Linked DNA regions of Homo sapiens: region 2 is linked to region 1. The links are chromatin contacts, found by Hi-C or POLR2A ChIA-PET in ENCODE. All regions are on one chromosome and are shown on one strand. The core of a region is the stretch at or near the end of the contact, and the rest is flanking DNA. Distances in the headings are between cores, read along the strand shown. Region 1 overlaps LOC124909403 (a long non-coding RNA gene). Region 2 overlaps CBLB (Cbl proto-oncogene B).

The links. A loop is a pair of places that touch in the nucleus more often than their neighbours do. ChIA-PET counts read pairs that join two places held with the same protein, here RNA polymerase II (POLR2A). Pooled maps may share reads with other maps.
Region 2: a pooled map shows a loop between it and region 1 (4-fold over the local background). The contact joins two enhancer-like sites. A Hi-C loop is called at or near these places in 8 of 50 pooled maps. POLR2A ChIA-PET finds 5 or more read pairs at or near these places in 2 of 52 experiments (activated CD4-positive, alpha-beta T cell and activated T-cell).

Annotation. Positions count from the first base shown.
Region 1 is chr3:106,002,325-106,009,647 of GRCh38, forward strand. LOC124909403 (a long non-coding RNA gene) reads left to right here. Exons shown (of 2, transcript XR_007095991.1): 2 at 1-4,347. Among named protein-coding and RNA genes, the nearest start is that of CBLB, 140 kb to the left of the region's middle. Within about 2 kb of position 1,912, at least 3 of the 41 ENCODE cell types and tissues checked have a DNase peak (open chromatin) inside an H3K27ac peak, as active enhancers do.
Region 2 is chr3:105,828,386-105,835,207 of GRCh38, forward strand. All of the region lies in intron 3 of CBLB (Cbl proto-oncogene B), which reads right to left. Among named protein-coding and RNA genes, the nearest start is that of CBLB, 37 kb to the right of the region's middle. RefSeq lists a silencer at 569-618. Within about 2 kb of position 2,591, at least 7 of the 41 ENCODE cell types and tissues checked have a DNase peak (open chromatin) inside an H3K27ac peak, as active enhancers do.

The DNA.
Region 1 (7,323 bases), core at 662-3,161:
ATGAGACAAATCAGCCACCTGGGAATAAGTGAACCCATTTCATTATGTAAGTAGAAATTTTTAAGCTAAAACTGACTTATGTTCTGAAAATAGATGAAGCTACTGAATAAATCTATTGAATACCATAAAATATTCAATAAATAACTACATGAGAATAATTCATATTATCCCCACAAATTTAATGAGCATTATTGTATGAGTCTAAGCCATCTGTTTATTTTATGTCAGATAAAGTTCTAAGAACTAGAGTAAATGCAAATTGAAAGTTTCTCAAAGCATTAAAAAGTACTTGCTGAGAACTTTCCTTTTATTATTCTTAACAAAGGTGAGTATCTGTAATGTCAGAATAGTGTGGGTTATGCTGCCATAAAACACAACTTCAAATCTCAGTGCCTTAAAAGAATAAAGGTTGATTTCTTACCCGTGTTCCTTAACAATTGCACATTGCCAGGTACTTATCATGCATTCTCAGGTATACTGGCTAATTGGACAGCCAACATAATGAGTATTGCCTTTTCTAGCAGAGGGAAAAGACTGCTCTGGAGAGTCTCACTATAGCCCAGAAGTGACATACTTCAGTTTTACTCACACCTCATTTGCCAGACTAGTTACATGGTCCAAAACAACCATAAATAATCAAGAAGTGAAATCCTGTGATGAATTTGGAGTACGGAGGACTGAAACTATGTTGCTGACTCCAAAATACCTATCCAGGAGTTATGTCAAGCTTTTCTCAAGACATTAATATTCTGGGATGATATTTGATAGTTAGCTTTTAATTTTAAGAACTGACAAATTGCTTTATATTCTTCTAAGGATTTTCTTGGAGCTATGCTGCCTTTGCTTAATGTTCCATTTTGTTTTACCATTTTCTTCATTTTCCTTTTCTTCCTTTGTCTTGGGCAGGCATTCCAAGAATAAAAATTCAGATTGAGAGCAAAGGTTGACATAGGCTGACGATTCAGAGTGAAAGTACAGGCAAGGGAAGTGTTTTCATCGGGAAAAGGTCGAAGGCTTAAAGATGATTCGGCAATGTACTTTGTTGGATGATGAAGAGCATTACATAAAATTTAATTCTATTATAACTATCTTGAAGTACTTAAAGAATAATGAATTAGAAGATGTGGTAATAGAGTGACTGTGGAGGAAAATGTGGCCTCCAGTATCCACTTAGTAATAGTTCAAAGATGTGGATATTAAAACCTGGTTTCATAGGTTGCATTAAGAAATGCTACCCAGGCCACCTCACTTATTTCAAAGGGTTATGGATCTCTTTGCTTCCATCTGACATCCAGATGGACAGGATGAGGTGGAAAATGATGATTATTTTATAGTCTGCCTCCTGGGTTGTAGGGGTGGAGATGGAGTCTTATGAAATAAAATCCTGTCATAGATGCTGGAATGCCTAGATATCATAAATCAGGTGGACTAGTGGCATTTTACCAAAATATAACTTCATTAATAATAACTTCCTAATAAAATTATTGTTTAAAAAAGTCCTCAACTTAATCCAGACTTAACTGTTACTTATCAAGGATTTGTTATGTGCATAGCACAATGATCATACACATTTTAGCTTGAGCTAAAGTTCTCTAGAAACTTTATCAAATCTAAGAATTTCATAGAAATTCTATAATTGTGATCAACATATTGGGGAATTGCATTTACTGAATAAGTTTGTCAAAGATAAAGATGAGATGTATGCTTTCTCTACCAAGAAAAGAACAATAGGGATTTAAAAGAGAAATGAAAAGCTATACATGGGATAGGTTTGAAGTAAATGTTATAACTTACCCAAGAGATCTTAAAAGCAGTAGATTCCCAACTGCTAAAATAGGTTATTTTCCTTTAAATATGTACACCAAATGGAATCTTGAAGCCTAAACCCTCACATGACTCAGTCATAAGGTTTTGGACTTACGTAGTCTTATCTGAGGAACTCAGAGTGCATCCGCTTCATTAATGCTTGCTCACAATATTCTTAAGAACCACGAAGGGGGAAATCAAATTATCAATTCAAAGACAGAGAAACAGACCAGAGGAATCAGTGACATGCCCAAGATAAAAAACAAAAACGAAACCAAAAACAACCCACCACCTAAACTGGAAATAGAAGTAAATTCTGTCTTCCCAGCAATCTTGCCCTATCCCACATTGTCTATACAGTTCCCAAGTGACTCACTCTGTTGATAAACTGAAATATGCTGAACTCTATATAATTATGCTACCTAAGCACAATTTAATGAGTGTGTAATAAAGCCCTTCCAGAGATATGAGGGAGGAATCGTTATTATTTTTAGCAAATTACCAAGCAGCAACTCAAAAAGAATCTAACTCTAAATGCCATGCTTTGAAGTTAATACTGCGAATTCTGTAGTACAGTTTTCACTTTTTCTTTCCCAAATGATAACTGATATGAGAAGGAAAGAGTTGCCAAAACACAATCTGTAAGCCGATTAAAACAACAGTTCCAATGAAAAAAATCTGAAATGAAAATGGAATGGTGAAAGTCAAAGTAATGCCCAAGCCAATAAATAAAAATGACTTTTAATTAGTATTTCTTATGGTATACACTGAATATTGTACTCTTTATGAGGTCAGAAAATCAGTATCCCTTGCTAAACTCTGAATTGACTTTATATAAGCTATCCGTTTGATAATGAGAACTGGAATTATTTGAACTTTCACCCACATTAAGCCACAGAAATAAGCACAGTGAGTGGCCTGACATTCCTTGTGGAGCGGCCTGATCATCAGCTAATATGTGTGGACACATTTGGATAGATTTTACATTATCAGTAATTTGCGATTATGCAGTCAGGTGAATTACAGTTAAAGGTGTATGAAATTCCATCACTCAATAGTGGTTTTTGTTCAATGACAAAAGTCATAGAACTTGTAATGACTTATAGGGAATCTATCCAGAAATGAGCCATTTGTCATCCCAAATGCAAAATCCAAGCTTCAGCTCATATCAGATGTAAAATGATGTATGAATAAATATTTTATGATTATTACAACACTAAAAACTAGGAGTTGGTAAGTGCTTCAGAGTGTTGGTGACACCTCTAGGCCTGTATACATAAGCCTAAATTAGTAAACTTTAAGCTTAATGAATAAACTTTAAGTCTTAATCAGTAAATTTTATACATTTATAAAAAGATGAAAAATTATCCATACCCTTTTAGTGGCAGTAAAATGTATGAAAGGAAACATGGTGAAACAAAGAATACAGAAATAGAACACAGAAAACCTAAATTCTAGTTGTGCTGAATTGCAATGTAATTTTGGATTTTAATTATCTTAGATATTTTCTTCGTCTATTAAATGGTGATAACCACCAACAAAACTGTAAGAATAAATGTATAAAAGACTATGCAAACATAAAACATGATTATGTTAATAAAATTCAGATACACTAATTGGAACATTAGTGTATCCTATGAACATGATTATTTAGGTTAACATTTACTTTGCATTACAATTACATTACTTTACCTAGTTTCAAAAACATTCTCTCAAAGAAATAATTTCCAATAGTTGATACATTTATATTCATATATCTCCAAAGACACTGTCTAAAAGGTATGTTTGTGGATTAGTTAGTTGTACTTGCCTATATTTTCCATATGGGACTGTGATATTGTTATATAATTTTTGTATGCTAATAAGATAACGAAAGGCTGGGGCTCCTGGGTAACCTCAGACTGAGAGTTGGTTGCCAGGGGAACCAATCCTGTGATTAGAGGTTTAGGAATTTTAACCCAATTCCTGGACTTTCAGGGTCAGGAGAGAGGCTGAAAGTTGAGTCAATCACCGATGGCCAATGGCCAATGATTTAATCCATCATGCTTATGTAATGACGCCTCCACAATAACCCGAAAGAACAGAGGGTGGAGAGATTTCTGATTCCTGAACACGTGGAGGGTGGCATGGTCCAACAGAGTGTGTAAATTCCCAGCCTCTCCCCACATATATTGCCCAATACATTCTTCCTTCTGACTGTTCCTGAGTTGCCTCTTCCATCTGACTGTTCCTTTTATAATAAAAGGATAATAGTAAGTAAAGTGCTTTTCTGAGTTCTGTGAACTGCTCTAGCAAATTATGAAACAGAGAAGGGCTTTGTGGGAACCCTGATATGTAACTAGGTTGGACAGAAGTTGTGAATAACCAGGAACCTGCTACTTATGACTGACACCTGGAGTCGGGGTAGTCTTGTGGAATTTCATCTATGCATTTCATCTTACAGTACTATGGGAATTTGGGATGGGTGTTTAGTAAATTGTTCACAATAAGTATTTTCAAATTTTCAATTATAAATAAAAGTTTCTGATTGATGAAGCACGAGTATGTAGTCATGTGATTTATGGGTCATGTCACTTATTCATATATCTGGAAGTGACTGATTTATTCATCCCAGGAGTTGTTTCCAAGTCATGCAACTGCTTTGTGAACACAACTGACTTAGAATCTCAGAAGATGATGAATGGTTCATGCACTTGATTTATAAGATGCATTACTGACTTATAATTCCTCCAGCTGAGGCAGAAGTCAGTGCTTTATACTTGGGTATAAACATTCATTTTATTAATAAAATAAGACTGATTTATTTTACTTATTTGTGTACGTGGACTTTAAATTTTAGCCATAGTTATGCTCTAAATCCATGTGATTCTCAAACAAGCTTAAGGTACAGATTGTATAATTACAGTGTAGTTTATGGAAACTTCTATTGCATGTTGTACCACATTTTTTCAGCACATGCTATGACCAAGATGAATTATTTGCTTATTTTTTTTCCCTTTTAGGGCTAAATACACAAGTCTTTACTTGCTTTGCCTGTTACCTCCTATTCTCTATTCTTTTTTAAAAATGCATATAACCACAGCTGGGACTTCGGGAGCTTAGCTGCCACTTCAGAATCCAAAGGCTGGCTTCACGGTGGCCTTGTGGACATTATTACTACTGTTGGATTGTCTCATGAGGGAGATGATACCAGTCCCTTAGAGACATATGGTTAGAAACTAGTACAGAGTAAGCTGAAAATGGAGGGGTCAAGGACAGGGTAAAGCAATCCAACTACAGATATTCACTTTGAAAAGGGCCATAAGGGTCTGGGCCAAAAGTTTAAGAAGGGCCCAAGTATAAAATTTATTTCCAAATTGGGTGAAACTTAGAGTATCTAAACTTATGACTAAGGCATAGCAGATAGTAATGTAGAATCATGGTGATCAGAATTCCATATAATAGTGATGTAGTTTAGCTTTGTGTCTTCACCCAAATCTCATCTTGAACTATAATCCTCAAGTGTTAATGCAGAAACCTGGTGAGAGGTGATTAGATCATGGGGGTGGTTTCCCCCATGCTGTTCTCATGATAGTGAGTGAGTTCTCATGAGATCTGAGGGTTTTATAAGCGTCTGGCATTTCCCCTGCTTGCACGTCTCTCTCCTGCCACTATGTGAAGAAGGTGCCTGCTTCCCCTTCACCTTCTGCCATGATTGTAAGTTTCCGTGGCCTCCCCAGCTGTGTGGAACTGTGAATCAGTTAAACCTCTTTCCATTATAAATTACCCAGTCTCAGGTATTTCTTTATAGCAGTGTGAAAATTAACACAAATTTGAAGCCTGGTGTTCAAGATTCTAAGAAATAATAATAGTAGTTAATATTTATTGAGTGTTTTCTGTATGCAAGATCGGATACTCTTCTAAGTGCTTTCTGTCTGTAAACTCAATCTTCACAATAATCTTCTGAAGTAGATACTAGTATCATCATTTTTATAGAAAAACAGACACCCAGAAAGTTTAAGTATTATACCCACATTCTCCCAAGAGCCAGGCATCAAATGCAACCTGTTCTCTACTGTGTCTTTCCAAAGGACAGCGAAGGTGGGAAGTTGGCCTCAAACTCAGAAAAGACAGCTTAGAAGAAAGAATGGATGAGAATTTCAGTGTATCAGCAAAATGCACTGCAATTCATGGTGGAGCTTAATTCTTTAGGAGGCAAAAACTTGAATTTTGTCCAACATAACCGATTAGAACAAAGGAAAAGAACTATAGACTGTTAAAAGAGATGTGGGAAATAGAGGCAGGCTAAGAATGACAGGGTTAGAAAATCGTTTGAGTATCAGAATGTATTGGAAAGATCCCAGAGTCTAATGGCAATGCCAAGTATTGTGTCTGGAATAGAGTTGACTCAATCAAACTTCATTAAACAAACATTGTTGAAAGAAAAAAGCAACTTGAGGAGAGACATTATAATCTATTCAGGTAATTTTAACCCCACGAAGTTTGTAAATGTAAGCTCTTTGTATAGCTCTGAATTGAATGAAGAATTAGAGAAGGTAGAGCAAGTGACTTAGGGTAGAGAATTACCATAAACAATTTGAAAAATACTTATTATAATATTCCTGTCATGAACCCATTGAAGGAATGTTAGCTTTTAAAATTATTTAAATTGAAAAATCAATTGACTATTATGGTTAAAAAGTCAATGTTTAAAGAAAGGACTTTCTACTTCCAGGCACAGAACAGCTGGAATTTAACTTAACCTCTCATCATAAACATCTAGAATACTGGACAAAATATATGAGACATCTGTTATCAGACAATGAACAGCAGGAAACACAAATCTGTAGTTGCTGCAAAAAAAGAAGCATACAAAGTGAACTTCTGTCTGAAGCCTCTTTTCAGATCTCAAGCATAGCATACTGTGCCTGTTGAGTTGAGGAGACCGAGACTGGAGATAGGGAAGACAGAGGCAACTTGAATTTGCAGAACAAAGTAGGAGGTAGGAGAAAGCTATGTTGAGAAAAGAAACTCCAGAAATCTGCATGGGAATCACTTAGAGCTTTTGCCTAAATTGTAATCTGTGTATGTGTAGGGTGTTGCTTAACAGGAATAATAACTAAAATATCAAAACAGAGCAAAAATCAAGAACAGTGGAGAATGGGGCTAAGGGTGGTCTCCTCAATAAAAGCTCATAATCCTTTGTTTTCTTCCCAAACCTGATCCAGTTTTCATATCCAGAATTCATTGACTGTTGAGATGGCTTTGTCTCTGGGAGGAAGGACCCTCAACACCATGGCAACCATGTACCAGCATGACTCCCCAGTCCTTCCCCAGAGGGACCTGTAGCCATTTATTCAGGTGTATGTCTAATTTGGGAAGAGTTATGGAATACAAGTTCTGGGTTAACAATGATTTCTACAGATTTAAAAATCATTGCTGTTCCCCTTCTAGAGTCGGGCTATGGGAGCCAGGTAATAAATAGAGCACTGGCCCAAGTTCAGCTCCCAGCAGGCCCATTATAGTCATTTCTCTAGT
Region 2 (6,822 bases), core at 1,341-3,840, 170 kb before region 1:
ACAGATGTCAAAGGAAACGACAAAACAATTTTCATTAAATATTAAATGCTGTTTCACTGAGTGGACTAAACTAAGTTAGAATAAGATTTTTAATTTTTGTCTTTTCTTAAAGGAGAAAATATTAAGATAGACGCCAAAATACTTGAAAGTTAAGATTATATGAAATACTAAACATTTTCTAAACTAACAAAATAAGTATCTTTTCAAATTTTAGTTCCACACATTTTTTTAGCATAAAATAGAAAAGAAATAAATATGCACTAATAAGTTTAAATAATTTCACTCTTGACCCTAGGGCAAAATACTATCTTTCCTTGAGTCATATATTTGTAAGAGAGATGATTATACATAAAATATAAACTGAAATAATTTTACAAATAAACTTTATTTTTCAAACACAACCTACTCGATTTTAACAAGAAACTGTAGGTCTAAGGAGCTCAGCCCTGAGTCCAGAAAGGTCAAAGGAAGTTTTATACAACGTTCTCTTGGGACATTTCATGACATCACCTACAAAGACAGTTCAAGAAGGTGAGAAAACATTTTAACCACAGTGGAACAGAAGCTTCTAGGGAACCTCTATACCACATTTCTAGACCAGAATATTTAACATATATAATTTGCCACAATTCTTTTTAAGTTACAGTCTTTCTTCTTCCTAAATACAAAAAAAAAAAAATTCATTAACAATCAATTTTGTTTTTTTAATCCCCTGTCCTCCCATGTAATGAATGCTGATGAGATCCTGAAATATTCCCCAAAGTAATGAAAAAAAATTAAAAATGCCCAGTTCATATAGCTCCTAAAATATGCCTCCTTTTAGGAAATACAAGTTACTTTTCTAATCTGGTTTTGTAGCTTATGAAAAAAATAAACATTCTTGAATACACAGGTAAAATAAACGTAACGAATACTGTTTGTCTTTCCATAAAGATGTTTTGTCACAGTAAAGGCAAGAAGATCAACTCTCACACACAAAACTGCAGCTATCAGCTGGGTGTGGTGACTCATGCCTGTGATCTTGACGCTTTGGGAGGCCAAGGCAGGAGAAATGCCTGAGCCCAGGAGTTCAAGACCAGCCTAGGCAACATGGCGAGACCCTGTCTCTACAAAAAATTTAAAAATCAGCCAGGCATAGTGGCATGTACCTGTAGTCCCACCTACTTGGGAGCCTACTTGGAGACTGAGGCAGGAGGATGGCTCAACCTAGTAAGTACAGGCTGCAGTGAGCTGTGTTCATGCCACCACACCATAGCCAGAGCGACACAGCAAGACCGTCCCAAAAAAAAAAAAAAAAAAAAAAAAAAAAAAAAAAACCAAACTGCAGCTATCTTCATAATAATGGAGGAAGATTTCTTCCAAAATCAAATTTTTCTATTTTTCTTCTACATTATTATACTTTTGAAACATTTCTTTATATTTCTAGTTAATTATCCTACTGCAAGAGAAATTCTTGCTATTGAAAGCCATGATAAGAAGTGTAAATCATCTATTACATATATTTGAAGTGGTATCTTCAAATAGTTTTAATTTAAGGGGATATCTCATTTCATATGTAATTAGTCAGCACATGTATAAACCCAAGGATCCCAACTGTCAGATGTATTTTATTTGCTTCCCTTTTCACTAGAATTCTTACTCTGGGGAATTCCAATGCCTTAGGTGTTATAAATGAGAACAAAGAAGAAGGAGTGATGCAGAGTTATCACACTTTCTACCTCCTCCCCTGCCCCTGCCCCAGTAATGCATTGCTGCCAACATCAAAACATCTTGGAAGGCTGTCCAGGGTATCGTTACCTTACAAATCCCCATGAACCATGATGAGAAAAGCCTACTATTAATAAATAAATAAAGCCACGTAATAGGTGTCCAAAATTGCCTAATAAGATTGCCCATTGTTTATATGACAGACATTTAGATCCTTGTACTCTGTACTTAATTTCCTACCAGAAGCAATATTTCCTATCAAAGACTTTTCCTTTGTTGTATGTAATAATTTCCCCTGACTCAGCACTATAAGGATCTGAATGTTTTTCTTCTGTTACAGGAAGCGTTGGTAACCCGGATACAGAATCAATCTTATAAAGCATCATATAACAAGAAAGATCAGTCAGACTTAGTCATGAAAGACAGGAGCCAGATTAAAAACTAGGTATTTTTTGTTGTTGTCTTAAAAGACCAATTTCTGTATCTAAAAGTTTGTTTCCAATAAATAAGTAAATAATTTACAGTCTAATATTAAGTTGTAAAGTTTAAAAACAGTAAAAATCTGTTTATATAATTTCAGAAACAGAGCCATTATCAAGTAAGAAAGTAAGACACATGCCATGTAATGGAAAGCTTATCTAAAGAGTAGCCTAATGTGAAGTACAATGTCTACTTCTCCTTCAATTAAAGCACAATGAACCAAAAACCACCAAATTTATGTCAAACTCTGTTCTCAAAAGTTGGTCAATTCATTCATTCAGATATTAACTGATTGCACATTGTCCATATAGCATGTAGTCTAGTGTAAATATAAAACATGGGAAGCACCAAAATTATAATTCAGTGACACCAAACTTCTAAGTGACTAGAACTTAGCTGAGGAGACACGGCTGACATGAAATATCCAAAATGCAAAACCTTGTCATTTAAATACGAAATTGCATGGTAACCAGAGTAACTTCCTTTCTTGTTTTATTTTTTCTGATATATACTTCCCCCAAACCAGACCATACACATAACCATGTTCATGGTTGAAAAATCAGAAGAGCAGAAGAGAAAAAGTGTAAAAATGAAAACACAATCCTTCAATTCCTCCACTCCTGAGATATCCAGCACCAAAGAACCACAATACAATATGCTTTCACATATTGTATTCTAAGCTAGGCGTATACTCCCATTCCTTTAAAATATCTTCCATGACATCTTTTCCTGCCTGTATCTCCTACCTGAGCATTAGCTTGGGGAATAGCTCAAATACATTTCCCCATTGAAAGGATGGGGATCTCCAGGTGGGCTCAGACCGCCAGGCGGGCTCAAATGCCATCCTCCGTGATTCCTGAAAATTGTGAGCTTCCCTCAAGTAGAAATGAGAACCTGAAGCATCAAGATAGAACTGTCTCTACACCACCAACTACAATGTTCTGACAAAAAGTAAAAGCTAAAAAATGCTCAAGTTCTAGCACTTGATTATTCAGAAAATGCTTCAAGAATGAGAACTTCAATTATACTTTGAAAGACAGTTAAAATTTGTTGGGGGAGAAAATAAATCATCAGAAAATATTCACAATACTAACTGTGACAACCTATTTGATAGGATGGTCAAAAAAGACCCATCTAAGGAGGTGATATTTATGCTTAGATCTTTATCCCTCCCCTGAAAATATGTAGAATCAAAAGAAAAACTTTTCAGGAAGGCAAAGCAATTTGAGGAGGCAACAAGTAGAACATACCTCAGAACTGAAATTAGACAAGTGAGGCTGAAGTTTAAATGTTATTCAAGAGTAAGCAAGAAAGTCACACATTATGTTTTTTAAATTATTTCCAATTAAGGGAACCAAATAAAAATACACAGAGGGATACTGAACAGTTAAGAAAAGAAGGTTGCAGCCAAAATGCTAGTCAAAGTAGTTTCAGGTTGATACAACAGGAAATTTTAAAAAAAAATTTAATTATATTAAATAGAGCTGGCATAATATAATTATTAAAGCAATGGATGAAAATTCTTTAAAGAAGGTATAAGGTAATGCCCGAATACTACTCACCTATTTGATGAAAACAGATGTGTACCATAAAAAGATTCCCATATACAATATACGACCCATATACAACTAAGAAACTACCCCAACAGCACCTCTGTTATAGCAATTTTGAAATTTTAATGTCCACTAAGAAGAAAATATAACATGAATCAGGATAAATAACAAACATCAGGTTCCAATTATGTGCTTCTCAGTAAAACTTTTAAATATGCTAATCTTCAGCAGTTAATGGACAACAAATAACGTGGAAAGTGGTTTTACTTGTAACTCTGATACTTCAGTTATATACAAAAACAGATTCTAGATGCTGATTCTAATTATGGATCAGCAGGCAAAAGAATGATGCATGTGGCTGTAAGACCCTTTTCATCCTTTTTAAAATGTCACATGAAAATACAATCCACAGCTGATTAAAATAAATACCTCTCAACCATACCAGATTGACAGGTCCAGCTTAAGTTTCTCTGGCTTTATCACTATTAAATTTCTTTTTCCATCTCCAGAAAGAAAACAAAACTGAACAAAACAAAAACGAACCATCAAAGCTCTTGTCCATATAAAGGTCTAACAATGCCTGCCAAGTTTTATGGTGCTCACTAAATAGGATGTAGCTCAAGATGAGTGCATTATCTATCCTTCATTCCTTCAATCTGTATTGAGTACCTACACCGTGTTGGAAATGAAGTAGGCACTGTGGTGACAGTGGTGAAGAAAACGAAGAAACAGAAACTGTGACAAGTACTGGAAAGAACACAGCAGAATACCATGAGATAAAATAATGTGTCAAAACATTTAATGATCACTCAGGGAAGGCCTCTCTGAGGAAATGACATTTAAGTTATGATACGAAAGATGTGTTAGGTAGTTGGAAAAAAATCAGGCACATGAAGCCTCAGATGTGGAGGTCCTAAAGGCCTGAAAAACTGAAAAATGATGTGAGTGGATAAAGAAGGAAGACCTGAGGGAGAGTGTCGTGAAATGAATCTAGAAAGGTAGATGATGAAGAAATATGAATGATAAACCCTTCATATGAGTAAATAATGCTTTTTGTCTTATTACTTCTCTAGGTTATAGCCATCGCAGTTTCCATTCATTCTGATCATATAATCTTGAATAATGAGAATGAATTTGAAGACTAGCAAATATTGCAACTCATTCTGTAGCAAATAATTACAACTCATTCTGCATGATTCTGAAGAACATTCCAGAATCCTGCTTCAGGCAGAATAGTGAAGGCAGAACAAATATCTCTCTCTGAGACAGACAGGCTTATTAATTTCTATGATCAGTTAAAACTAAAGACAAAATTAGAAACTTTATTGTAAAACAAAAACTAGGAACTTTTACTTTTTTTTTACAACTCATTTGGCTTTCAAAGCGACACTCAGCAAGATATTTTCTCTTGCTGCTTGCAACCAGTTTTGTTTTCTGAATAAGAAATGCTGTTAGTATTTATTTTCAGTACTTAGGGGTATTATAAATATAAATGAGTTTAATTCTGGTTTGAAAAGAACTCACATTCTTGGGTATATTCCTTATAATTTGAATAATTTTATTATTAATGGAAATTTCTAAAATTAAATATACTTTTATTTTACATCATTTAACATCAATAATAATCTAGATTAGATCTGTTTTGAAATCTTGGAACAACACAAATTTTAAAATGAAAATTCCAAACTTTATATAAGTTTCCTCTGAGACATTTAAACAATCACTGAAGACCAGTATCCTAAGGGAATTAGAACCTGATAATTAAGTAAAACCTTTCGTTTTAAAAAAAAAAATTTGAGAGTAACTATTTTTCCAGACCTTAAGGTTGTCAGGTCCAGAATTAACTTGCCCTCTGAAAAAATCTCTACCTAGCCCATTTTACTATTAATATATTTTTTAACTGCAAAAAAGACAATTAATTCAACAACCTTAAAAAATATATCAATCACAATTTCCTGGGGTGGGGGTGGGCAGTTGAGGCAGTGGATGAAGAGCTATTGGTCAAAGGATACGAAATTTCAGTTAGACCGGAGACATAAGTTCAAGAGGTTAACAATGTACTGTATATTGAAAATTGCTAAGAGGGTATATTTTAAATGTTCTCACCAGTTAAAAAAGAAAAAAAGTAAGTATGGGAAGTAATGGCTATGTTAATTAGCTTGATTTAGCCATTCCACAATGTATACATATACAGAAACATCATGTAGTACAACCATAAATGTATTTGTCATTTTTAAATAAAGAAATAGGGCTGGACACGGTAGCTCATGCCTGTAATCCCAGCACTTTGGGAGGCCGAGGCGGGTGGATCACGAGGTCAGGAGATGGAGACCATCCTGGCTAACACGGTGAAACCCCGTCTCTACTAAAAATACAAAAAATTAGCCGGGCGTGGTGGCAGGCACCTGTAGTCCCAGCTACTCAGGAGGCTGAGGCAGGAGAATGGCATGAACCAGGGAGGCGGAGCTTGCAGTGAGACAAGATTGCGCCACTGCACTCCAGCCTGAGCGACAGAGCAAAACTCCATCTCAAAAAAGAAAAGAAAATCAAGTAAGCAAGCAAGCATGACAGAAGTCAAAATCAAAAACAAAATCTTCCCCACTATACATAAATGAACTCAAGTATTCAGAAACAAAATATGAAGGACTAGGTTAAACTCCGACAATAAGAGCACAGATTTATCATAGGGAAGATGTGCCCTGCTTTTACCTTGCTGTATCACAAGATACCCTATATTCTTCAGAAATGCTGCAGTCTCAAAGGAAAAGATCATCCATGGGACACTTTATTGGAAGCTTTTCTTGTTTACCAATTAAACTATGACTTCATGTTATCACAACGCTGACAAGGTGTACAAACTATGTAACATTTTGCAACTACAGGACAGTCTGCCTTTCACATATCACTTATTAATCTCCATGAACTATTAGCATCAGCCATTTTTCAAGGCTCTTTATCTTCATTTTAACTGCAAAAAGGAATTGCTTTTTCCAGGTTCTTGAGGATTCTTTTCATTGGTGAAAAGCGGCATGTAATGTTACAAAGAATAACCCAAAAAAAGCTTTCAGTTATGAATGTATTT